3 separate regions of the Homo sapiens genome follow, and all the other regions are linked to region 2. Evidence: chromatin loops called from intact Hi-C (ENCODE). Cell type or tissue: A673. All regions are shown on one strand. Each heading gives the region's core, and the rest is flanking DNA. Links, peaks and the distances in the headings are about the cores only.

Region 1 (8,045 bases), core at 1,227-6,226, 140 kb after region 2:
TCTCTGGCTGCTGTGTTGTGAACTGGTGGGGTGTCATGGCAGAGCCAAACCCAGAGATAAGATGTTTGGGAGATAACAAGGGATCTCTGCCACCATCTGCCAAGATTCCCCTTGTGTGTGTCACCCCTGAGACATGGCTGAGTGGTCGTTAAGGGGCAGGGGCTGTTCGGGGCAGGCTGCAAGCCAGCTGCTTGTTGTGTTCTAAGCAGCAGATCTAAAGGTGAGGGAGGAAGGAGCACTTGATTGTGAGCAAGTGTGGAGGTGATGTGTTTCTGGGAAAGAGTTGACATTCAGCAAAGATTATACCGTATTCTTTTACTTTGCATGTGCTATATTTGCTTCTGTGATCAGGCAAGTGCAATTCCTCAGGGGCTCTGAGGTTCATTTTCAGTATAATTGGGATGTGAAGACGCTGTGATTGGAGTCTTCGGCATGGTAGCAGAGGGACCCAGGGGAGATGCCTGGGCTAAGCCTCCTCGGCATACATCGGCACTACCCTGCTGCTGCCCTGAGCTGCAGCACCTGCTGTACAGCAAGAGGTTTAGCCCCACCTGCCGGGGAGGGGAAGAGAAGTTTCCCTTCTGAGGGAATGCTCCTCCTTGCCCACCAGTCAATTCCCGGGGAACAGTGCCTAAGCTTGACATGTATGACTGGGCTGGGAACCCTCCCCTCCATCCTTCCCCACCTGGACTCTTTGGATTCCCCACTTTTATTCACGGATGCCCTCTTCATCCCAGGCACCCAGGTGCAACGCCCTGGGGTCATCTCCAGAGAACTCTTCTTCTGGAGAATCGGGGTCTGGTTTGTACCTTCCAGCTATTGCTTCCCATTCCAGTCACCAGCCCAGCCCAGACCCTGAAGAGAGCCAGGAACTTCCAGCCCTGGGACAAATCAACATCCTGGTGTCTGAGTGGACGACGTTGCTAAGAGCACAAATGCTGCAGGTGTGGCCTCTGCCTAGGCAGCTCTAGCTGGACTCCAGGTTCTATTTTGGGCACTGGTGCACTTCTCAAAGGAAGATCGGCCAACTCTCAGAGGATGCGGCCTCTACCCACAACACACTTCCTTTTTTCTTTGTCATGTTCTGATTCCTTAGCATCTGTGTCATAGGATCTAGGATCGGGATAATGGCTTGCAACCATGTCAAAAATTTTCCTGGTGCTCCCAGGCCCCCACCTTGGAAACTCAAGTTGTATTTGTAAAACTAGTGAAAACCATTGGTTTGTTCCTCATGCATTCAGGGTATTCCTTGAACAGAAGTTTGCACACTTCAGCATGTGCATGTGAATCACCAGAAAACATCTCCAAAATTCAGACTGTAATTCCTGCCCTTAGGATTCTGGTTTGGGAGGGCTGGTTATGCTCCGTTTGGACATAACAAGATTTGTTACATGGTATTTTACTTATTTGCTATTTTGTTCAAGGATGTGAAGGATGGGTACCACCATAGTAACAGCTGATATTGATTGAATATTTGCTGTATCAGGCACTGTTCTTACTGTAACAACTCATTTAATTTTCCCAGTGTTCTATTATGCAGATACTGTTTTTTTTCCTTGAGGGTAGGGTCTTGCTCTGTCTCCCAGGCTGGAGTACAGTGGTGCGATTATGGCTCACTGCAGCCTCAAAGCCCTGGGCTCAAGTGATTCTTCTGCCTCAGCCTCCTGAAAGCTGGGACTACAGGCATATGCCACCATATCTAGCTAATTTTTTATTTTTCGTAAAGACAGGAATCTCCCTATGTTACCCAGGCTGTTCTCGAACTCCTGGCCTCTAACAATCCACCTGCCTTGGCCTCTCAAAGTGCTGGGATTGTCGGTGTGAGCCGCTGTACCTGGCTGTAGCTATGATGGTGTCTGTTTTTCAGATTAGGAAGCGGAGGCACAGGGAGTAAATGGCTGAGCCCGGACTGATTCCAGGCAGTCTCACCCCAGAGCATGGCTCCTTACCACTGTGCTCCTCTACCTTTCTGCTGTATATTCTGGGTGACTCAAGCTCTCTGTGCTCTGTAGGTAGAGATTTTATTTTATTTTATTTAAGAGAATGCTTTGCGTTTCTGATTTCTCATTGTCTTAGAACTGCACATATATCAGAGAGGCTGTTATGAAAGAAAACCCACACATATCTGGGTCTTGCATCTCTGCATCGAAAGCATGGTCTTATGAAGTAAGATGCGAGAGAGCTAGGCAGGGGGAACAGTTGGGACACTGTGAACTGTTGGTGCTCTGAGCTGTAAACTCTCCGGAGAGAGCTCTAAAGGAGAGTGCATTGTATCTGAACATGCAGGCCAAGGTGTGGTTCTCCTCCGAGATTCCTAAAGGGTCCTCCATTTCTGCCTGTGTCAACCAGCTAAGATCTGGCAGTGTGGACACATCTGCGGCCCTTCTGTGGCCTTGTTGATGGTCGAGGCGTGTGTTTGGAGTGTATGCACTTTGGTATTCACTTTGTATTCCTGTCCTCAAATGCACCTGCTTATTTCACAACTATCAAATACCTGCCGAGGATCCTGGGCCCTGGGAATAGGGGGAGAAATAAAACGAGGCCTGCTCTGAAGGAGGTGGTAGTCGACTAGAGAAAACAAATGTAGAATGAGAAATTACACTCCAGTACGGTGGTTTCTGTGTCTACAGTGCATTTTATTTGCAGCATCTTTTGGACATCGGTTCCAGTCACATCTACATGAGGCTCATCTAGATTTAAGGAAACTAGGGAAAATGCAGCGAGGTGTTAGTGTAACCACACTGGCCTGCTTTGGCCCCGCAGCCCAGTCGGCTTGTCTGGAGAGACCCTGGTGGGACAGTGAGTGGGTCATGAAGGCAAGGCCTGACGTGGTGGGTCTGGTGTGTGAGGAGAGAGCCTGCCTTCATGGAGGCCGGGCAGCCTCCCTTCTGTTGTGGGACTTTTCCTTAGTTCAGCTAAAGATGGGATCCTCGTCACACAGCCACAGAAAATTACACTCAGAGACAGTTTGAAGGGTGAGAATAATGGGATTTATTGGGCAAAAAGGAAAAAAAGTGGGGAACAGGGACTCAGCAGAACGAGAGTCCTTCTAGTATAGGCTTCCCGCCTCATGGATGAAATCCCAGGTTCTACCCAGGAAGAGGAGGGGCCGGACTCCTTCCTGCTGCAAATGACAGGAACTTCTGAGGCTCCACCCCATGGTGCATTCCTCCCAGTTCGCAGGTTGGCTGGAGTTTCTCTGGGGACCCCTTCCTACCTGGCTGTCTCACTGCTGTGGCTCAGACCAGTTGAGGCCATCCTGGCGTTTCTGAGACTGGAAGTTGGGGGTTGGCAGCAACCCTGGTGGATCTAGTGGGGTATTAGAATTGTAGTAGAGGCCAAGTGACCTTGGGGACCTCTTAGACTGAAAGCTTCATGAAGTCAGGGACCGAGTGGGGCTTGTCCATAGCCCTTGCTCCAGCACCTCAGCAGGGCCTGCACATTCAACGCATGCTTGGTGACTGAATGTGTTGAATGCCTTGGGGAGTGCTCCCTTCGGCCTTTGTTACAAGCATGTTGTTTGTTTTTGTTTTTGTTTTGAGACAGTGTCTCACTCTGTCTTCCAGGCTGGAGTGCAGTGGCACAGTCATGGCTCACTGCAGCCTTGACCTCCTGGGCTTTAGCAATCCTCCTACCTTAACCTTCCGAGTAGCTGGGACTACAGGGGTGTGCCTCCACGCCCAGCTAATTTTTGTATTTTTTGTAGATCTCTAGTGGATGATTCCCCATCCAAGGTGGCAGCTATGGAGCTAGACTACAGGATATCGGGGAGTGTGGGGTTGGACCAGGTGATGTCTGAGGCGATGTCTGGCTCTAATATTATGCCTGGCATGCAGCAGGATGTATTTGTTGAATTAAACAAATTCTACAAATCAAGGGAGCAAAAAAGCATCCCTATGACCCTTATACCTTTAGCTTTGTTTTCATCCATTCTTAAATTTCTCCTGGCTGCCGCAAGCAGATGACTGTCCTTTATCCCACAGATACCTGACTGCTGTATGCCAAACAATTTTTTTCTTCCACCAAGCTGTAATGCTCAACCGTTGCCACTAGAGGGCTGAGGTTTTGCACACTGGTGGTGCTGAAGACGCCTCCAAGTTCAAAGGTCTTCTGAGATACCCAGAGAGGCTCAGGCAAATGCCAGTGCTGGAAACTTGCTTAAGCGTAAGCAGCCAAGTGCATGCACCTCCACTGAGCTGGGGGCACTGGAGAAGGACAGTGGCTTCTGTACTGCTAACAGACCCCATGCAGGTAGTGGCTGAGATCTCTGTGTGGCCAACTAAGGACTGTGGAAGCATTTCACACCCTGGGTGAGGATGGTTATGGAAGGCAATAGAGGCTGCCTCACCACTGGGAGTGGCGAACAGTGTGAATCTCTGCTGGCCTTCTCTTTGAGTGCTGGGCATCTTTTATTTCAGTTTTACAGATGCAGAAATACACAAGAGGGAGTCAGGTCTCTACCAAGGAAAAACTGTATGCTTACCTTATGCCTCTCCCTACCGTGTTTGATCAGTTCTCTCTCTCTCCTCCCACCACCTCCCCACTGCCCTGCTCTGCCCCCTCTCTCCTATGTTACTTTCTTGGGTCTTGCCCTGTTTGGTGTCTGGCCATTACTTGGTGCTGCAGAGGAGACTCAGCCCCCAAGAGGCGGTACACTCACCTCTTGAAGGGCAATCCCCAGAGAAGCGCGAGAGAGACCTGGCTTGGCCTCCTTTCTCCTGCGCCTCTGTTCAGCGTTGTACTGGATTGCACGCGTGTTACAGAGCGTGCTGTGGAAGATGCTGAGCCAGCGGTGCCGAGCGTTTCCAGCCCTCTGAAGGCAGGGCCACGCAGCTCCCCATCACGTGGTGACACTCCCTCTGTGCTCCTGATGTGCTTATTTCCAAAATATGGTGGGTGGTGAGGTTTAGGCCCTGTTCCAATTCAGGGTAACATGTGGAGCAGGCTCAGCCCGGAAGGCTGTGCTATGGCAGCAGGTGCAGCACTCATTGTGGCCAGCGGATATTCACATCTGTTGGAGCCTAGAAACCTAAAGAAAAGCACATCCAAGCTCCAGTCATTTCCACCACTCCCTACTGCCATTCCCCACCCCATAACATGGAGGAATTTATGTTGCAGTACATTTTCTTTCTCTGGCCATCTCGCTCCAAGGGAATTAATAAGGACCAAATGGCCAAAGGGCAGGAAGCAGTGGGGAGATGCAGTGGAGAAGCATGGCCCATGTTTAATTTATAGATCAGATCATCTCTTCCCCTTGGCAGTATGCAGGCTATTTTGGGCATTGTGCTGGGTAGCCCTTTAGGGAATCCAGTTGTATTTAATTATATTCATATTTATTGAGCACCCATTGATCAGTCACAGCAAGCACATAATTATATGTGTTATAAAGAGTTAGATAAAGGCCCAGTCCTCGATCTCACGGTCTAAGATAGTAACTCTAACGTAAGACAGCAGAGGTTTTCAGTGGAGGTTCAATTCAAGGTCACGTTTGATTGGAGACATCACAGAGAGGTGGCACTTATATGGGCCTAACAGCATTTTGACAGATGAAGAGAAAGACAGAGGGATTAGTTCTGCCAACCTAAAGAAAGAACTGAGGCAACGTTAATACAGACAGTTTATCTGAGCCAAGGTTGAGGACAGCTGCCCGGGACACAATTCCAAGTTGCCTTGGGGAGTGCTCCCTTTGGCCTTTGTTACAAGCATGTTGTTTGTTTGTTTTTGTTTTTGTTTTGAGACGGTGTCTCACTCTGTCTTCCAGGCTGGAGTGCAGTGGCACAGTCGTGGCTCACTGCAGCCTTGACCTCCTGGGCTTTAGCAATCCTCCTACCTTAACCTCCCGAGTAGCTGGGACTACAGAGGTGTGCCTCCACGCCCAGCTAATTTTTGTATTTTTTGTAGAGACAGGGTCTTGCTCTGTTACCCAAGCTGGTCTCCAATTCCTGGACTCAAGCAACCCTCCTGCTTCGGCATCCTAAATTACTGGGATTACAGGCATGAGCCACCATGTCCAGTCTATTACAAGCAGGTTTTTAAAGGCAAAAGGGGACAAGGCTGAGCCAATACAAAGTTGTTTGACAGGAGTTCTCACCGGTTGACAGAAATAATATTTGTTAGTGATTGGCCCTACACTGGTGAACTATAGAGTATGAGTGCTGGTGTCCAGTGTGTGACATTTTATGACAATCTGGTGTCAGTTAGCCTAGAGCCCATATAGCATGTGGCCTCAAGAGGAAATGATTTAGCTCAAGAGAGGAATGAGACATGACTGCTGTCACACACATGGCCCCGTCACTTTTTTATTTTTATTTTTTTGAGACAGAGTCTTGCTCTGTCATGCAAGCCAGGGCGCAGTGGTGCAGTCTCGGCTCGCTGCAACCTCCACCTCCTGGGTCCAAGCGATTCTCCTGCTTCAGCCTCCTGAGTGGGGTTACAGGCACCCGCCGCCACACCCAGCTCACGTCTGTATTTTTAGTAGAGACAGGGTTTTACCATGTTGGCCAGGCTGGTCTTGAACTCCTGGCCTCAAGTGATCCGCTTGCTTCGGCATCCCAAAGTGCCGTAATTATAGGCGTGAGGCACTGTGCCCGTCCTACAGTCACATTTCAGTGCCTCTCTGGGCTTGATAATTAAAGGGGGCTTGAATTCCTCCGATAAAAAGTTTATTCTTCAGACCAAATAGTGAGGGTGTCTTGTGGAAAACCCTGAAGTAGTCTGGCTTGCTTGTCCATGGAGGTGGAACAGGAGTGTCTGACCACCCCCCTGCCTGGGCCTGGGTGTCGGGGTGGAGACTGGGGATGGGCAGAAGCTGGGACATCACTCACTGCCAGGGACTGGGTTCTGTGTGGCCAAGGCTGTGGCGGGAAATTATTACCTGAGACCAGATGTTCATGATGAGAACCAAAGCAGTGAACTGGGTTAGGGCCCTGTGGAGAAAGTGAAGCCTGGAAACTTGGGAGAATGTGTGTTAACCCCACTTCTAGAGAGGACAGAGGCTGGGACAGAGCCAAGGATGTGTGGCTGGGTGGCACAGGGGGAAGAGAAGGTGGGCTGGGAGCCAGCAGGGCAGAGGGAAGGGAAGGACAGCAGCTGTGGTTCCCAGATCAGCATAAGGAACCTGCAGGCACAGGGGCCCTGGTGTAAGGAGCCTGCAGGCACAGGGGCTGAGTGGGCCAGGTGGCTGGACAGATAGTGGCAGGTCGGTAAGAACAGAGTTAAAACTCAGCCAGGCTTTGGAACTGTTCTATCTTAGGGTACTGGTTACGGGAACGGGCAGGAATTTTTGGAGACATATACTGATGAATTCTGTTTCGGGCATGTTGAGGTTCTGGAGGAACCTGGGATGGAAACTGGATCTGGAGCTGGGGAGAGAGTGAAGAACCAGCCATGTCCAGGAGGGAGTGAAGCAGGCTAGAAATGGTAGTGGGCGGCTGGGCGCAGTGGCTCACGCCTGTAATCCCAACACTTTGGGATTCTTACCAAGACCCCGAGGCGGGTGGATCACCTGAGGTCAGGAGTTTGAGACCAGCCTGGCCAACATGGTGAAACCCTGTCTCTATTAAAATACAAAAATTAGCTGGGTGTGGTGGCGGGTACCTGTAATCCCAGCTACTAGGGACGCTGAGGCAGGAGAATCGCTCAAACCCAGGAGGCAGAGGTTGCAGTGAGCTGAGGTCATGCCACTGCACTCCAGCCTGGGTGACAGAGCCAGACTCTGTCTCAGGAAAAAAAAAAAAAAAAGAAAAGAAAATGGTAATGAGACCTGTGGGAAGGGATGAGTTTACCAAAGAAAAGAGCACAAAGGGAGAATATTTTCTGCTCATTTACTCATACATTAAATGTCTGTTTCGTGCCAGGTACTGTAATAGGCATTCTTCATTCTTCAGAGTCATTTAGGAGCAAAGCACACTGTTTGGGCTTGGGGAGTTTGCATATTGAGGCGAGGTTAGAGAAGGATATTGGAATACCGATTTTGCCTTGGCCCAATTACTTCCCCCCATGATGTTTCTGAAGATGGTGTAGACATAAGGAACAACCTGTAAGGC
Region 2 (8,045 bases), core at 1,118-6,117:
CCTGCAGGAGGAGGGCTGTCGCTGCTGTCTGCAACCCCACCGGGCCTCCCAGAGCCGAGGTGACAGCCTGGGCCTCGGGGAAGCCCGTGTCTCATGGGCGGTTGTCCAGCTGCTCAGGCCTGCACAGGGGCGGGTCCCCTCCTAATCTTATCCTCACACAACCCTGGCAACCGCACAGGGCTGCCTGGTGTTTAGCAAGGGGAGGTGGAGTGTGGTCCTCCCCCAGGAGAGGCAGCAGGCGACTTCCCTATTGAAAACACAGCTGTGGCAAGGGAGATAGACAGGAAACCCGACCCAGCCCTCTGGCAGGGATTGCCGTGGGAGTGCCAACTACTGTGGAATAACAGGCCCAGCCCTGCAGGCTCGGGCACGCTGTGCTGTAGGCCACAGCAACCACAGGCTCTGAGGCCTCTGGCCGCTCCAGGAGGGAGGGGTGCCGGGACAGAGACGCCCTCAGGCCTGGGAAGGCAAACTTGGAGGTGGGGTGGAGGGGACTTGAGGACTGGGTGATAAAACCTGGTTTAGTTATTAGTGGAGTTAAATTATTCATTTCCTTGCTCCCTTTAAGTCTCAGTTTCTTCATCTGAAAAATGGATACAGTACTTGCCCTACTTACTTAAACAGGCTGTTTTGAGGACTGTATGGATGATGCCTTCCCGAGTTAGACCTAGGTTCAAACCTGAAACCCTACTGTTGCCACATGTTAGCTGACCTTGGTCTCTGTTTTCTCACCTGGGAGGGACAAGACTACAACCTACTTCCTAGCACCCTGTTAAGGCTGGAATGAGCTAGTGTAGTGCCTGGTTTATTATAAATTTCTCAGTAAATGTTACCCATTGTCATCATCAAATGGGACAGTTTTGTGCAAGCATTTTGTAAACTATGGTGTGTTCTTTAAAAATGTAGGACATTATTCTTATGCAGACTGGCTGAAATTCTGGGCTCCAAGCGACATTTGGTAAAGGGATTCCTCTTCCAATTTCCTCTCCCCCTAAGAAAGTTCCCCTTTCCTCCTGCGGTCTTCTGGAGGCTTCAGCAGGAGACTGCTCCCATGACCCCCTCCCCTCCCCTCTCCTCCCCTCCTGTACCCACCTGCCTTCCATGTTTCCTCTAGAGCCCAGCTGAATTCCTCCAAGGAGTCATGTGTCACTAGTCCAACCCCACCTTAATCTTTTTCTGGGTTCTCCTGTGACTTAGTTGTAACTGGTCTTTGCATGCCGCTGCTTATAGATTCACACTGCTTGAGTTCAAAGCCCACATCTTAACTCTGTGACCTTGGGGTAAGTAATTTAACCTTGCTAGGCCTCAGTTTTCTTATCTGGGAAATGGGACATTGCAATAGCTATCTCATCAGGCTGTTTAGAGGATCAGATGAGACCCTGTTCCTGAGGTGGTCAGCATGATGCCTGACACATTGTAAGTGCTCAATGGAGGGCAAGTATGGCTTTTATGCCACTGAGTGTTTAATATGAACGTTTTTATTCCCTGACTTGAGTGTAAGCTCTTTATTATTTTCCCTTTCCCTCCCTCCCTCCCTCCCTCCCTCCCTCCCTCCCTCCCTTCCTTCCTTCCTTCCTTCCTTCCTTCCTTTCTTGTGAGAGACAGGTCAAGTGTAAGCTTTTAAAGAGTGGATTATGAGCCTAGGCAACATGGCCAAACTCTGTCTCTACAAAAAATACAAAAATTAGCCAGGTATGGTAGTGCGCGCCTGTAGTCCAGGAGGCTGAGGTGGGAGGATTGTTTGAGCCCGGGAAGTCAAGGCTTCAGTGAGCTGTGTTCATGCCACTGCACTGTAGCCGGGGTGACAAAGCAAGACCTTGTCTCAAAAAGGAAAAAAAAAAAAAAAAGTCTTTTTTGCCATATCATGAATTGTGGTATACACGTAGTGGGTACTCAGGTACCTTGAATACACTTTCCCCTTCATTTTGGTTAGGTTGTCTGTAAATCTGCAGAGTGACGTTACTTCACAATGATGACATATTACTTTTCTTTATTTTCACAGGGGAGAGAACTAATATTTTAGTAAACACTTATTTTTGCATCATGCTGAAAACTTTTACATATTATCTCCTTTAACTTTCACAGGAAAATCAAACCCCTAGGGTAGGTGTAATTATCCCCATTTTACCCACAAGAAAACTAGGGCTCAAAAAGATTGAGTAACTTGACTAGGATTACGTAGCTGCCAGAGCTGGAATTCAGACTCAGGTCTGTTTGACTCTAAGATCTTGTTTCATTTTATTTAGATTGTTTGTGCCTTTCAGTAACACTGTCTTTGTAGAGCAGATTCTAAACTTTAATTTTATTTACTGTTTATACCAACAGCATATGAACCATTGGCGTTCAATAAAATTGGTAAACTGCCAATTGATTACCAAAAAAATCTGGAGGTGCAAAGTCCTTTGAACAAGCCAAAGCTTTAACCGAAAATAGTACATTGATCCCTGTGACCTATTGCACTAAAAGTTTGGTTATTTCTCTTGAAATGATTGGCTTAAAGGCTTCATCTTGTTTGCCACTTTGGAAGTATACTCCCTCCCCTGCTCCCAGTTGGAAAGATTGCTCCCAAGACCCAAGCCTTTTTATTTTAAGGAATCTTGGTTTATACAATACTGAACAATTACGATCTTTCGAGAATGAATCTTTTGAAAATAGTGAATCTCTGAGGAATGAAATTCCTTTGTAACAAAGGCAGCTGAGTATTAAATAAACCAAAAAATCAGCAGTGAAGTGCTGTTGGTGTGTCACCAGGCCTGGGGCCACATTCCCATTCCTTACACTCATATGCACGCACACGCGCGCGCGCGCGCGCGCACACACACACACACACGGTCACTCCTCTTTGTCCCAGAACCGTGGGATGTAAAAGACTTCAGGCACAGTGATGAAGCTAGCACATTCCGTTTTTACTGTCTTCCCTCCTTCCTCCTTCAGCCTTGGCTTCTGCTCTGCCAGGCCCCAGGGCCCTGCTCGATGCCACCCTCCTGGCCCCAGTGCAGAGGATCTGCTGGCAGTCCCCGCTGCTCAGTGGAGTTTTAGTCTGCATGTTACTCTGTAGGGCGTGTGCAAGGAGGGGAGGATGAGTGAGAGCTGAGATTGCATCGTCCCTGTTCTAAGGGCTTCCCTGAAGTTAAACCTGATACAGCCCTTTTAGGGTAACAATGTGAGATCAGAAGGGCAGCCAACAAGCCACGTGTCTAGCAGCCACCCTTGGGAAATGGAGTTGCTTGCTTTTCCATTAGACCCTTCTCCATACTAGAACTTCACATATGTTAAGCAATTAGACCATGCCCAGAACTGGACTAGAGAGAAAGTGATCACATTTTAATTATCAACAAGCTCAGTATCTACACGTTGATGAGAAGTATTCATACTCATAAAAGAAGGAAGCACCAATTCTTTTTTTTTTTGAGACAGGGTCTCTGTCTCCCAGGCTGGAGTGTAGCAGTGTGATCACAGCTCACTGCAGCCTCAACTTCTTGGGGCTCAGGTGATCCTCCTACCTCAGCCTTCTGAGTAGCTGGGACCACAGGTGTGAGCCACCACACCTGGCTAATTTTTGTATTTTTTTGTAGAGACGGGGTTTCACCGTGTTGCCCAGGCTGGTCTCAAATTCCTGGGCTTGAGTGACCTGCTGGCCTCAGCTTCTCACAGTGCTGGGATTACAGGCATGAGCCACCATGCCCAGCCACCAGTTCTTATAAACGTATCAACATGTATGTATCCCTCCAGATCCAACAAACCAAATAGAGAATTGTAGCAACCCAGAAAAGAGCGGTGCACGAGGCCAGGTGTTGTTAAGACACAGACTTGGAGCCAGACAGATCGGGTTCAAATCTTGACTCTGTCACTTAATAGCAATGTGACCCTGGGCAAGTGTCCTCTCTGTGCCTCAGTTTTCTCATTTGTAAATGAGGATAATAATAGTGCCTATGTTCTGGGGTTTGTTCTGAGAATTACATTAAATGGGTTAATATTTTTAAGGTGATTAAAATAGTGCCTAGCACATCATAAATTCTATTTAATGTTTGCCAAATATATATGTGTATGCGATCTTTCTCTGGTGTATATGTATCCCCATGATGTTAGATGCTGCAGCCTGAGGGCCCATAGTTAAATCAAAATGCTTTTGAATATAACACAGTCTAAGCCCCAAAACTCACCTTCATCTCTGCTCTGTTATCAAGGGTGTCTGCAAGCAAGGGGTACCTGGTGTCTTGTCCTGTAGTTGGATTCTTGCTGAACTGCAGAAACCCCATAGACTTACCAGTGCGGGAGGCCAATTTATCTTTATACCTCAAGAGTTCAGGCTTCTTATTAAACTATGTATGTTCACATTTAGAGATATTTACTATGTGCAATGCACTGTGGTGATATGAAGATGAATAAGACTTAGTCCCTGCTCAGGAATGGTGTTTGTATTCCATATACAGGTTTGATACCTGAGGGCAAGGGGTTAAGCATTTCTGCATACGCTAGACAACTCCTCATTGTTTTATAGGCTTTTCTCTCTGAAAGCAAAGTCCATTTCCCTGAATATCAGGAGAGGGCCATCTGCCATGCCAGAGTAGTGAATGAGAGGTATTTCCATTTGAGACTGCTATTTTCTGGTATATGTATGTTTTGTGAGAATCTACTCCTGAAATGTATTTGGCAATAGATAAATTTATAAAATAGAAGCTAGGTGGCTTGAGATAAAACATGTCCTTCTCTTCTTTTCCCCACAAAGTTTTCCTTTCTCTCCAATCCTTCAGATATGTTTTTTTCTAGACAATGATCATTAAAGCCAGATGTGGGCCTTTTCAAACTCACAACATGGCACAGGCTCAGATCTGGGAGAGTTGTAAATTCTTCTGGCATTTGAAGGGGCAGGCTTTCCCAGTAAAGACAGAAATATTCGGACTAGCACAGTTGGATTTTATACTGTATTTGTCTGTGTCTTAATTGGAATTCCTAAGATGTGATTTTTAACTTAATGGTCAATGACTTAGGTTGCAGTCTGTAGAATGGGGCCATGGACCATTAGTTATACCCTGTGCAGGAACTCTTTATGATAAAATATTGCTGTAACTTTCTGTTAATCTTACTTCCAGTTCCTTCCTGCTTTATTCCATAAAACATCTTGCCCAGTTTAGTTTCCTAAGCATAGCTCTGATAAAATTACTCTCCTCATGAAACTTCAATGATATCCCATTACTTAGAGTATCAAATATATCTTTAATTCAACATTCTTCAAAATATAGTACAACTCTAACTTCCAGCTTCTCCCACTAATCATATATGGTTTGTCATAATCATATGGATATAAATGTATGTATATATGTATTCCTGTATTCTAGCCAATGAGACTTTGTTTATTAAACACGTGATATATGTGAGGTACAGTATTAGACCCTGGGGGGTTCAAAGATAACTACGATTTTTATTCTAAAGTAGTTTAGGGTTTAGTAGTAGAACTAGGCATTTGAGTAAAAGCTAGAGGTAAAATGTGTTATTAGATACTAAAAGAGAGAAGTTGCCTGTATCGTCTACTCCTGGGCAAACCTCATGGTAAAAAAAAAGCCCTGGCTGGGCATGGTGGCTCACGCTTGTAATCCCAACACTTTGGGAGGCCAAGGTGGGTGGATCACTCGAGGTCAGGAGTTCAAGACCAGCCTGGCCAACATGGTGAAACCCCATCTATACTAAAAATACAAAAATTAGCCTGGTGTGGTGGTACACATCTGTAATCCCAGCTACTCGGGAGGCTGAGACGCAAGAATTGCTTGAACCTGGGAGGTGGAGGTTTGCAGTGAGCTGAGATCATGCCAGTGCACTCCAGCCTGGGTGAGAGAGTGAAACCCTGAAGATAGAAAGACGAAAGGAAAGAAGAAGGGAAAGAAGAAAGGAAAGAAGAAAGGAAAGCCTGGGTGGTGGTTTGTTTACTGGCTGTGAGTCTTCCTCTCAGCTTCTCCTGTCTGTTCTGGCTCCATGCTTTCCTCCAGCTCACACATAATCTACCCTCACCAGAGACCCAGTGCCCAATCCATGCAGCCCCTTCTCCCTGGCCCACCCTCCTTGCCACAGGTCAGGCTCTTGCTGTCCTGTCCTCTGGACTCTTGTCATCTCCCAAGTACCCTGCCTGCCCCAAATAGCTGCCAGAGTGGTTTTTCTGCAAACCTCAATCTGATCATGTTACTCCCCAGGTGAGATCCTCCACAGCTCCCTCTTGGCTACAAGATTAATCCAAACAAAAAGAAGTGTGAGGTGCCAGGCTGGTGACGATGAGACCCATGCTCAGTCTCTGGCACCTCTGTGCCCCCCTCGCCTGAAGTCTGAGTGCATGCTGGGGTGGTGTCCAGGCCTGAGGAGCAATCCTGCAACCTCCTTCCCTCCTCAGAGCTGCAGGCGACAGTGTCAGTGTCTCCCAGGGGCGAGCCCCAGCTGTCCACCTAGAAAAAGGGCCCCAGAAAGTGGTGGTGTCTCCTCCTCAATGCTTTCCAGCCCTCGATGCACGAACCATAGAGGAAGCTCCTTTGGCTGCTGGTTTCTGGGCTTCAGGCCTTCCTTTTCTTAGTCTGCTTCCCGTGGGCTCCTAGCAGTGTGGACCTCGTGGCTCTACCGCTGGCCTGCACTTCTCATCCTGCCTTGTTTAAACTTGATAACTGAACTCTGGACTCCTCCCTCTTGACTCACTGAGGGAAGTCTATGGATGTTCCCCTTGGAACTGCCCCCGTGAGAGGCTCTGTTACTGGGAAGGGGGAGCAGAGGTAGAAGAAGCTGGAGGGGTCAGCGGGAGTCAGTTTGCCCCATTCCCCATGCAAAGGAGCTTAAACTTCATCCTCAGCTGATGGGCAGGCATGGAGTGTCAGTAGGGGCGCCCCGTGGTCAGCGTTGTGTTTTAAAACGATCACTATCAGCAGTCGGGAGCCAGGGAGGCCAGTTGGGAGACTCAGAATTGAGGTGGGTGACAGCAAGAACCAGAAACAAGGCTGGGCACATGGCTTATGGCTGTAATCCCAGCACTTTGGGAAGCTGAGAGCTGAGGCAGGAGGCTTATTTGAGGGCAGGAGTTTGAGGCTGTAGTGAGCCATGATCATGCCACTGCACTCCAGCCTGGGCAACAGAACAGGACCCTGTCTCAAAAAAAAAAAACAAAAAAAAAACAAAAAAAAGAAAGAACTAGAACCATATTAATGTCCTGGCCGGTCAATGCAGTCATTGACCTTGATGCTGTGGGGCTCAGGTAGGCAGGTAAGAGGAAACACAGAGGAGCCGGGTTCCAGGATGGCACAACCAGAGTTTACTGACTGATACTCCAAAGGGGGTTCTGGAGCACATACTCTCTGTCCTGGCTCAGCACACACCAGGCCTCCCTGGCACTGAGGTCTGATGGTAACAGGTTGTCCCCTTCCTCCCTGGCTTTGTCCTCTGGGAGAAGGGGCAAGGGGGAAAGGAGGAGAGTTGTTTCATTCCACCACAGGCCAGCACTGAACACAGCCTGGCTGGAGATGCAAAATGCAAGCCAGAGGATGTGGTTTGGGTTGTCCCTGAAAAAGATCTCTGTTTATGCATTGTAGGATATTTTCAGATGAGGCTTAATGTGAAGAAAGGGAGGCTGACCTCTCTGAAAGGCCTGCTTCTTAAAGGCACAGTGCATTACAGTATATCACGAGAAGAATGGGAGCGGCAGATGCTATAGGTTTCTTCTTTATCAGTGATGCCATCACAGTTGTGGTTAGGCCAGAGGGCTGCTTGTCGTTTCCAAGGCTCTATTCCCAATTCAGTCTGTAACTCATGGTGTGATGTTAGATAAGACACTTCATTTTCCCCAGACCCTATTTAATAATCTGTAAAATACTCCTCTATCTTTTAGGAGGTGACAAGAGGTGGAATTAATTTGTGTTTGTGAAGTGCTTTGAGGTCCCCAGACAAAAGCCACTATGTAAATAGCTGAGTATTCTCCACTTGGATTGAACCTGTGGGTTCATAGTCAGACCCGCATGTGATCACAAAGTGGGTAGACTGGTTTTCATGATTTCATATTCAGATCCTTGGAGGATACT
Region 3 (8,045 bases), core at 1,227-6,226, 400 kb after region 2:
TCCCTATCATTATCTGGTTCATTAAGCACTCACTGGAACTTTCTTTTGCAGAAACTGTGGAAATTTGATACAATATAAGGAAAGGTCAGATGTGGGCAAGTGCTCATAATCTAAGAGAGAAACTGAAAAAAACACATATTAAAATTAGCTTATGAATATAAAAACAGGGTTCCTTTCCTAAGTACATTGTTTTGTTTTATTTATTTATTTTTAGAAATCAGCCTAGGGTCATCTTGAACTCCTGGCCTCAAGTGATCTTCCTGCTTCAGCCTCCAGAATAGCCAGGATTACAGGTGAGAGTCACCGAGAGCCACCGCACCTGGCCACATTTACTTTGTTTAATTCAATCTTAATGGATTGATCAAATAGAATATAGCATATTAATTTTTTAATGGAACCTGAAAGCTTAATGTGAGACATTGTTGACAGTGAAACATCTTTACATGCTGGTTGGCCCCCCTGTGATGAGGTTGATATTATCATCTTGTATTATCAAACACTTTATTTTCAACCTCTTTTCCATCACTCAGTTTACTCAATGCATTTGCTTTACTCCTTGCAGAGTTTAGACTCAGACGGTAGCCTTTGAAGTTCACAGACAGTACACCTGTGGCTCCTATGTGGTCACCCTTTCCCTTTTCCCAGCCACTGGCAACCCTGCAGACGTAGCCTAAGAATTCTCCAAGTGTGCTCTGGGTCACCATGACCAACCTGTCAGTGTTAAAATGAAACTTGGCACTGGTTGCCCTTACTGCCCTAGAGCCTATCACAAGTTTCTCTTTCTGCTGAGCATGGCCTCAGCTAAGAATCTTCAATCTTGTCTACTTTTTCTTTCTCATTCTGGGTGACAGAATAGCCCAGAAAAAAAATCAACTAACTACCAATGCACCCAAGCCTCTGCTTGGAAATTCTCTCATTGGTTTCTGGTTTATTTTATAGCATTTCCTTCTTTCTTTTCTTTATTTTCCATCACAACATCCACAATTCCTCTCCGTTGCATTTTTTTTTTTTTTTTGAGACAGAGTTTCACTCTTGTTGCCCAGGCTGGAGTGTAATGGCATGATCTTGGCTCACTGCAACCTCTGCCTCCCGGGTTCAAGCGATTCTCTTGCCTCAGCCTCCTGAGTAGCTGGGATTACAGGCATGCGCCACCATGCCTGGCTAATTTTGTATTTTTAGTAGAGAAAAGGTTTCTCCATGTTGGCCAAGCTGGTATCGAACTCCTGACCTCAGGTGATCCTCCAGCCTCGCCCTCCCAAAGTGCTGGGATTGCAGGTGTGAGCCACTGTGCCCAACTTTCTCCATTGCATTTTTAACTGTTTCTCCTGCATGTATCATATTTTGTTCTATGTTAACTTTTTGGTCTACCTATTATTCTCAATGGTAAAGACTTTGAAGAAATATAATTGGTCTCATCCTCATTGTTTGTTTCACAGCCCCTAGCATAGGCAGTGTTCAGTAAATATTTGACAACTATATTGTTGAATGTGAGGGCAGGACGAATTTGGGAATATCAGAGTGTGGGGTTCTGTGCAGCATGCATGCATTCATTCACTCATTCATTTATTCATTTAATAATCATGCCCCAGGTGCTGCAGTGTGTGATGGCTCTTACAGAGTTTCATGATTTAGAGAAGTTCCACAAATGGGAAGATGGAAGACTCTTAGAAACAAACTGTTCCCACCATAGCACTTTGTCCAGACATTGTTGAGTGTGGAAGGACTGATGGAAACTGAGTAGGCTCACAGATTTACTTGCAAGTGTCTTATGGTATTAGAAAGTTTAATATATTCTTCACAGTGTGATGAAGGGTTGTAAAATCTCATTTCTAATGATTTCATGAAATAGATAGCATGTAAGAAGACTTTTTTTGCGCCTGCTTTCTAGATATACAGTTTCACAAGATTTTTTGGTTGGTTTAGTATCTGCTCTTCAATGCTGTGTTGAAAATACACTTAAAAGAACCCCATTTTAACCTTGCAGAATGAGTTGCATGTGTTTTTCCTCATTTCTTTGCCCAAATATCAAGTTAAGAGAATCTCAGCCTTGTAATTATATACTAATACTACATGAGCTGCTGATTATCTGCATGCGATTCACTAATTATATTGTCTTTCCTCTTTCCTTACCTAAAGGTTACATTTACATAAAGGATATTCAAAGATAACACTTTATCATCAAAGTGGCTTCTGCCTTTAACATTTAAATTACAAAGTGTAATGAGAAGGACTAATCTGAGAGACATCTCAGTGATCGGATACAGGCTTTTTGACACTGTCATGAAATTATCTTCATCGAATAGCTATAAAATCCTAATGTCTCAATTACAAGCCTCACTTCCCACACCTTCTGTCTTTCTACTCGGTCTTTTGTAATCCTCCACTCAATTAAGATCACAAAAGTGGAAGAATTACAACAAACTTTTGTGCAGTTCCCAAAGTGAGCTGTGCATCAGAATCACCTGAGCGGTTTACACACACACACACACACACAGAGAGAGAGAGAGAGAGAGAGAGAGAGAGAGAAAGAGAATATTCTGTAAATCTAAGTTGCAGCCCAGGAATTGTATTTTAGAAAGCTTCTCAGGTGCTTTTGAGGCAAGCAAGGGTTGTAAAATAATGGCTTACTTAGTGAAGCAAGTTACATACAAGCTGCACAAAAGCAGGGGTTTAATGGTGATACACAAATAATATCCCAGAATCCAAGGACTTCTAAAAAAATAAGGTAGCCTTTTTTTTTTTTTTTTCCAGTTGGGCTCGTGCTACAAGCAAACGATTTCTCTCTAAGTCATTTTGGGGTATAAGTATCTCTCTACATCTTCCCTGCCCCTAATTACCACTGACTATAGCACCAGAGAATAATAGAGGCAGCTGTACACAATGTAAAAGACATCATTCCCTTAGTAAAAGAGGCAACCTCCATTTCAGAAAGATTCTGTGTTTGATTTTACATTTTTCTTAGCTCAGTTTCCCTCAGACCCCAAGGCAAGGACTTAGATGCAAGAGAGAGAGTAGAGAAAGTGAAACAGGGAAGGGAGAAAAGCCAATAAAGGGTGCATCATTGAGCAGGCTGCTTTTGTAGGTAACTGGGTCTCAGTCACCCTGGCTGGGGGATCTCCAGGAAATACTGTTGCCGCATCCCATGAGTTCCCCATCAGAAACTGAGAAAGCTAGAGTATTTATCCAATAGCAGCAGTCTCAGGCTGATTGATGGTTGCCCCTGGGGGCATTAAATCCCAGTCCCCTATTCTTGGAGGATGCCCTGTCATGAACTAGGCATGTACCTAGAGTGCCCAAAGAAGCCTTGAGCAGAGAAGCAGAGGTGTGGGTCCTTGAGTGCGGAAATTGTCCATGTGCATAAACTGTTCACCACTGCTGCAGGTGACTTCAGAGTGGGCTGAGGGAATATGGGGCAGGGTGTCTAACATCTGTGACAACATCTAAAGCCTTCATTTCGAGACATTTCCAGCTGGATATGGTGTGTGGTGTTTAATCTCAAAGGCCCAGGTGTACAGAAGTGATTCTGCCAGTACAGACTGATTTGGGACATGGTCAGCAGGAAAGAGAAGACAGAGGGGAACAAAGATAGAGACAGTTCCCTTCACTACAGCCATAGAAAGTGTCATTTAGTCCTAGGTAGGAGATAATGGATGGTGTTCTATTATTGGACTGTCTGCTCTCAGATCCTGTCTTTCCTATGTGCTGTATGTCAAGGAATACATTTTCCAGGTACATTTGCTTTCTGGCTTTCTAGATAGGTTTGGTGTTGCCAAAGATTGAAGGGCAGGAGAAAGGGAATGTCAGAGCATTTTTTCCCATTTTTCCCTTCTTTGAGGGCTGTCTCCAGCAGTTCCTCTATTTTCTCTGTGATTCCTGCTCCCACAGGATAGCCCCACTCTCCTGGTCTCAGCTCCTGCCAGGCAGCCCTGGCCAGAAATCTAGCTCCTGTTGGAAAGCCCCACACTCTGGGCTCTGGAACCCCATTCTCTACCTTACTTTATAGTTCTGGAGATCAGAATGCCAAAGTGACTCTCACTGGGCTGAAATTGAGAGGTTGGTAGGGCTACATTTCTTTCTGGAAGCTCTAGGAGAGAATGTGTTTTCTTGCCTTTTCTAGCTTCTAAAGGCTGTCCTCATTGCCCCTTACATTTTCAAAGCCAGCAATGGCTGGTCAAATCTTCATTACACGACACCTTTCTGATCTATTTTTCTGCTTCCCTCTTCCACATTTAAAGACCCTTTGATTTCTTTGGTCCCACCAAGATAATCCAGAATTATCTCCATATTTTAAGGTCAGCTGATTAGCAACCTTAATTCCATTTACTACCTTAATTCTCCTTTGCCATATAATGTAACATAGTCATAGTTTCTAGGAATTTAGACATGAACATCTTTGGGAAGCCATTATTTGGCCTGCCATACCACATTTCTCATATATCAACATCTCTGTTTCTTCTAAAAGACAATGCCTTCATGTCCTGGAAGTGTGCATAGTTATATCCCAGGAAAAAGAAGAAGCAGCTATGAGGAGAACAATGCAATAGTATTAAGAAGTGGGGCATTTAGGGGGTGATTAGGTTATCAGGGCATAACCCTTATGAATGGGATTAGTGTCCTTGTAAAAGGGGCTCAAGGGAGATTATTCTCCCCTTCCACCATTAAGGACACAGCAAGAAGGCACTGTCTTTGAAGCAGAAAACCCTTGTCAGACACTACATTTGCTGGTGGCTTAATCTTTGACCTTCCAGCTTCCAGAACTGTGAGAAATAAATTTCTGTTATTTATAGATTACCAGTCTCAGGTATTTTGTTTGTAGCAGCACAAATGGACTAACACAACTAGTGATTCATGTATTTTCTTTCAGCTTAAAAGGAAGATGAGTTCTCATTATATGTTTGTCAAATATTTAGTTCACATGAACATGATGTTATGTATAAAACATCTTCCCAGTGTAACATGGAGTATATGAAGTTGGATCTGAAATGCTTTTACACTCAAGAAAACTTTAAATCTACCATAGGCTTAAACATGTACACAATTTAGAAAACTGAATGGAGGGAATGAGAAGAGATGAGTGAAATTCTGTGTGTTATCACAGAATTGCTAAATCAGTCTCAAACTTCTAAATTCAAACAGTGGTGATTTGTCGATAACCTTAGAAATGTCTTTTAAATATCATCCTGGGGAGTGGGTAAGGGAAACAAAAGCTCCTGGGAGTTTTGGTTACAGGAAGTGAAATATATTACTCTATCTGAATTTAAAATTAAATGTGGGTTTTATTTTCTAATCATTTGGAGTAAATAGGATGCTCCCTTTTTCTATCTCTTTTTACTCCTTATGAATTCATCTAACAAATAGTTATTATCATGTGCCAGCCATATGGATTTCTCTGTATCATTTTTTCCTACTCTTTCAGGTCCATCTCCTGCTTCTCAGTAATTTGCCTTTTACTATTCCCTGTTTTAAATCCTATTAGCTACCCCTCCTTTTCCCCTTTTCGATAGCTATCTGTCCTTCATTTCAGAATAAAGTATTCCACTTTTGAGAAAGAAAAGAAACTTGCTATCTGAAGAATGAAAGCCCCCTTTAATGATTAGGCCCAAAGAGGCATTGAAATGCAATAGCAGGCATCTCACTTCTCCCCTTGAGCTAAATAACAGGTCATTGCTATGTGTGCTCTAGATTAACTGACACCAAGTAGTCATAGAATGCCATATGCTGGACACCATAACTCATATGTTATAGTTCAGCAATGCATAACTAATCACTAACTGTATTAGTCCATTCTCACACTGCTATAAAAATACTACCTGAGACTGGGTAATTCAGAAAGAAAGGAGTTTTAATTGACTCACAGTTCTGCATGGCTAGGGAGGCCTCAGGAAACTCACAATCACAGCAGAAGGCGAAGGGAAACTCAGGTACATCTTACATGGTGGCAGGAGGTGTGGGGAGGACACTGCCAAACACTTTTTTTTTTTTTTGAGATGGAGTCTCACTCTGTCACCCAGGCTGGAGTGCAGTGACACAATCTCAGCTCACTGCAACCTCCACCTCCTGGGTTCAAGCGATTCTTCTGCCTCAGCTTCCCAAGTAACTGGCATTACAGGTGCCACCATGCCCAGGTAATTTTTTGTATTTTTAGTAGAGACGCAATTTCACCATGTTGGCCAGGCTGGTCTGGAACTCCTGACCTCAAGTGATCCACCCGCCTCAGCCTCCCAAAGTACTGAGATTACAGGTGTCAGCCACCGTGCCTGGCTGCCAAACACTTTTAAACCATCAGATCTCATGAGAACTCACTCACTGTCATGAGAACAGCATGGGGGAAACCACCCCCATGATCTGATCACTTCCCACTGGGTCCCTCCCTCCACGCATGGGGATTACAATTTGAGATGAGATTTGAATGGGGACACAGAGCCAAACCATATCATTCTGCCCCGACCCCTCCCAAATCTCATGTCCTTTCCACATTTCAAAACCAATCATGCCTTTTCAACAGTCTCCCAAAGTCTTAACTCATTCTGGCATTAACTAAAAAGTCCAAGTCCAAAGTTTTATATGAGACGAGGCAAGTCCCTTCTGCCTATAGCTTGTAAAATCAAAAGCAAGTTAGTTACTTCCAAGATACAATGGGGTTACAGGCATTGGGTAAATGATTCCATTCCAAATGGGAGACAGTGGTTAAAACAAAGGGACCACAGACCCCATGCAAGTCTGAAATCCAAAAGGGCAGTCATTAAATCTTAAAGCTTTGAAATTATTTCCTTTGACTCCATGTCTTACATCCAGGGCACGCTGATGCAACAGGTAGGCTCCCAAGCCCTTGGGAAGCTCTGCCCTTGCAGTAATGCAGGGTATAGCCCCTTTGGCTGGTTTCACAGGCTGGTGTTGAGTGCCTATGGCTTTTCTAGGCTCATGGTGCAAGCTGTTTTTGGATCTACCATTTGGGGGTTTGGAGGATGGTGGCCCTCTTCTCACCGCTCCACTAGGCAGTGCCCTAGTGGGGACTCTGTGTGGGGGCTGCAATCCCACATTTCCCTTCTCCACTGCCCTAGCAGAGGTTCTCTATGAGGGCTCCACCCCTGCAGCAGACTTTTGCCTGGGCATCCCGGCATTTTCATACATCCTCTGAAATTCAGGCAGAGGTTCCCAAAGCTCAACTACTGTCTTTTGCTCATTTGCAAACCCAACACCATGCAGAGGCCATCAAGGTATGGGCTTGCACCCTCTGAAGCAAGGGCCTGAGCTGTACATTGGCCCCTTTTAGCCACAGCTAGAGCTGAGCAGCCAGGATGCAGGACACCATGTCCTAAGGATGCAAGGAGTAGTGGGGCCTAGGGCCAAGCCCATGAAATAATTTTTCCCTCCTAGCCCTCCAGGCTGTGACGGAAGGGGCTGTTGCCAAGATCTCTGACATGCCCTGGAGTCATTTTCCCTGTTGTCCTGGTGATTAACATTCGGCTCCTTGTTACTTATGCAAATTTCTGCAGCCAGCTTTAATTCCTCCTCAGAAAATGGGTTTTTCTTTTCTACCACATGGTCAGGCTGCAAATTTTCCAAACCTTTATGCTCTCCTCCCATTGTAATCATAAGTTCTAATTTCAAATCATCTCTCTCAAGTTCAAAGTTCCATAAGTCTTTAGGGCAAGGGTAAAATGCCACCAGTCTCTTTGCTAAAGCATAGCAAGGGTGACTTTTGCTCCAGTTCCCAATAAGTTCCTAATCTCCATCTGAGACCACCTCAGCCTGGACTTCATGATCCATATCACTATCAGCATTTTGTTCAAAACTATTCAACAAGTCTTTAGGAAGTCCCAAACTTTCCAATATCTTCCTGTCTTCAGAGCCTTCCAAACTGTTCCAACTTCTGCCTGTTATTCAGTTCTAAAGCTGTTTCCACATTTTCAGGTTATCTTTATAGCAATACCCCACTCCTGGTACCAATTTTTTGTATTAGTCCATTCCCACACTGCTATAAAGATACAACCTGAGACTGGGTAATTTATAAAGAAAAGGGGTTTAATTGACTCACAGTTCTG

Evidence for each region. A loop is a pair of places that touch in the nucleus more often than their neighbours do. Peaks named below come from ENCODE experiments on the same cell type or tissue, not always from the same donor. Only the 100,000 strongest peaks of a DNase experiment are listed, where the experiment ranks them.
Region 1: it touches region 2 in a loop (2.8-fold over the local background); 49 of 110 quality-filtered maps call a loop at or near these places.
Region 3: it touches region 2 in a loop (4-fold over the local background); 8 of 110 quality-filtered maps call a loop at or near these places.

What each region holds. Positions count from the first base shown.
Region 1 is chr1:224,640,690-224,648,734 of GRCh38, forward strand. All of the region lies in intron 1 of CNIH3 (cornichon family AMPA receptor auxiliary protein 3), which reads left to right. Among named protein-coding and RNA genes, the nearest start is that of CNIH3, 28 kb to the left of the region's middle. In A673, for the core only: CTCF peaks have their summits at 4,053 (motif pointing right) and 4,252; a DNase peak (open chromatin) is centred at 4,072.
Region 2 is chr1:224,503,475-224,511,519 of GRCh38, forward strand. It overlaps a transcript of CNIH3 not described here. Among named protein-coding and RNA genes, the nearest start is that of WDR26, 73 kb to the left of the region's middle. RefSeq lists an enhancer at 5,580-6,491. In A673, for the core only: no CTCF peak of the experiment used is centred there; no DNase peak of the experiment used is centred there; H3K27ac peaks cover 3,483 bases.
Region 3 is chr1:224,903,470-224,911,514 of GRCh38, forward strand. The region is part of intron 1 of LOC105373109 (a long non-coding RNA gene); the gene reads right to left. Among named protein-coding and RNA genes, the nearest start is that of DNAH14, 22 kb to the right of the region's middle. In A673, for the core only: no CTCF peak of the experiment used is centred there; no DNase peak of the experiment used is centred there; H3K27me3 peaks cover 1,481 bases.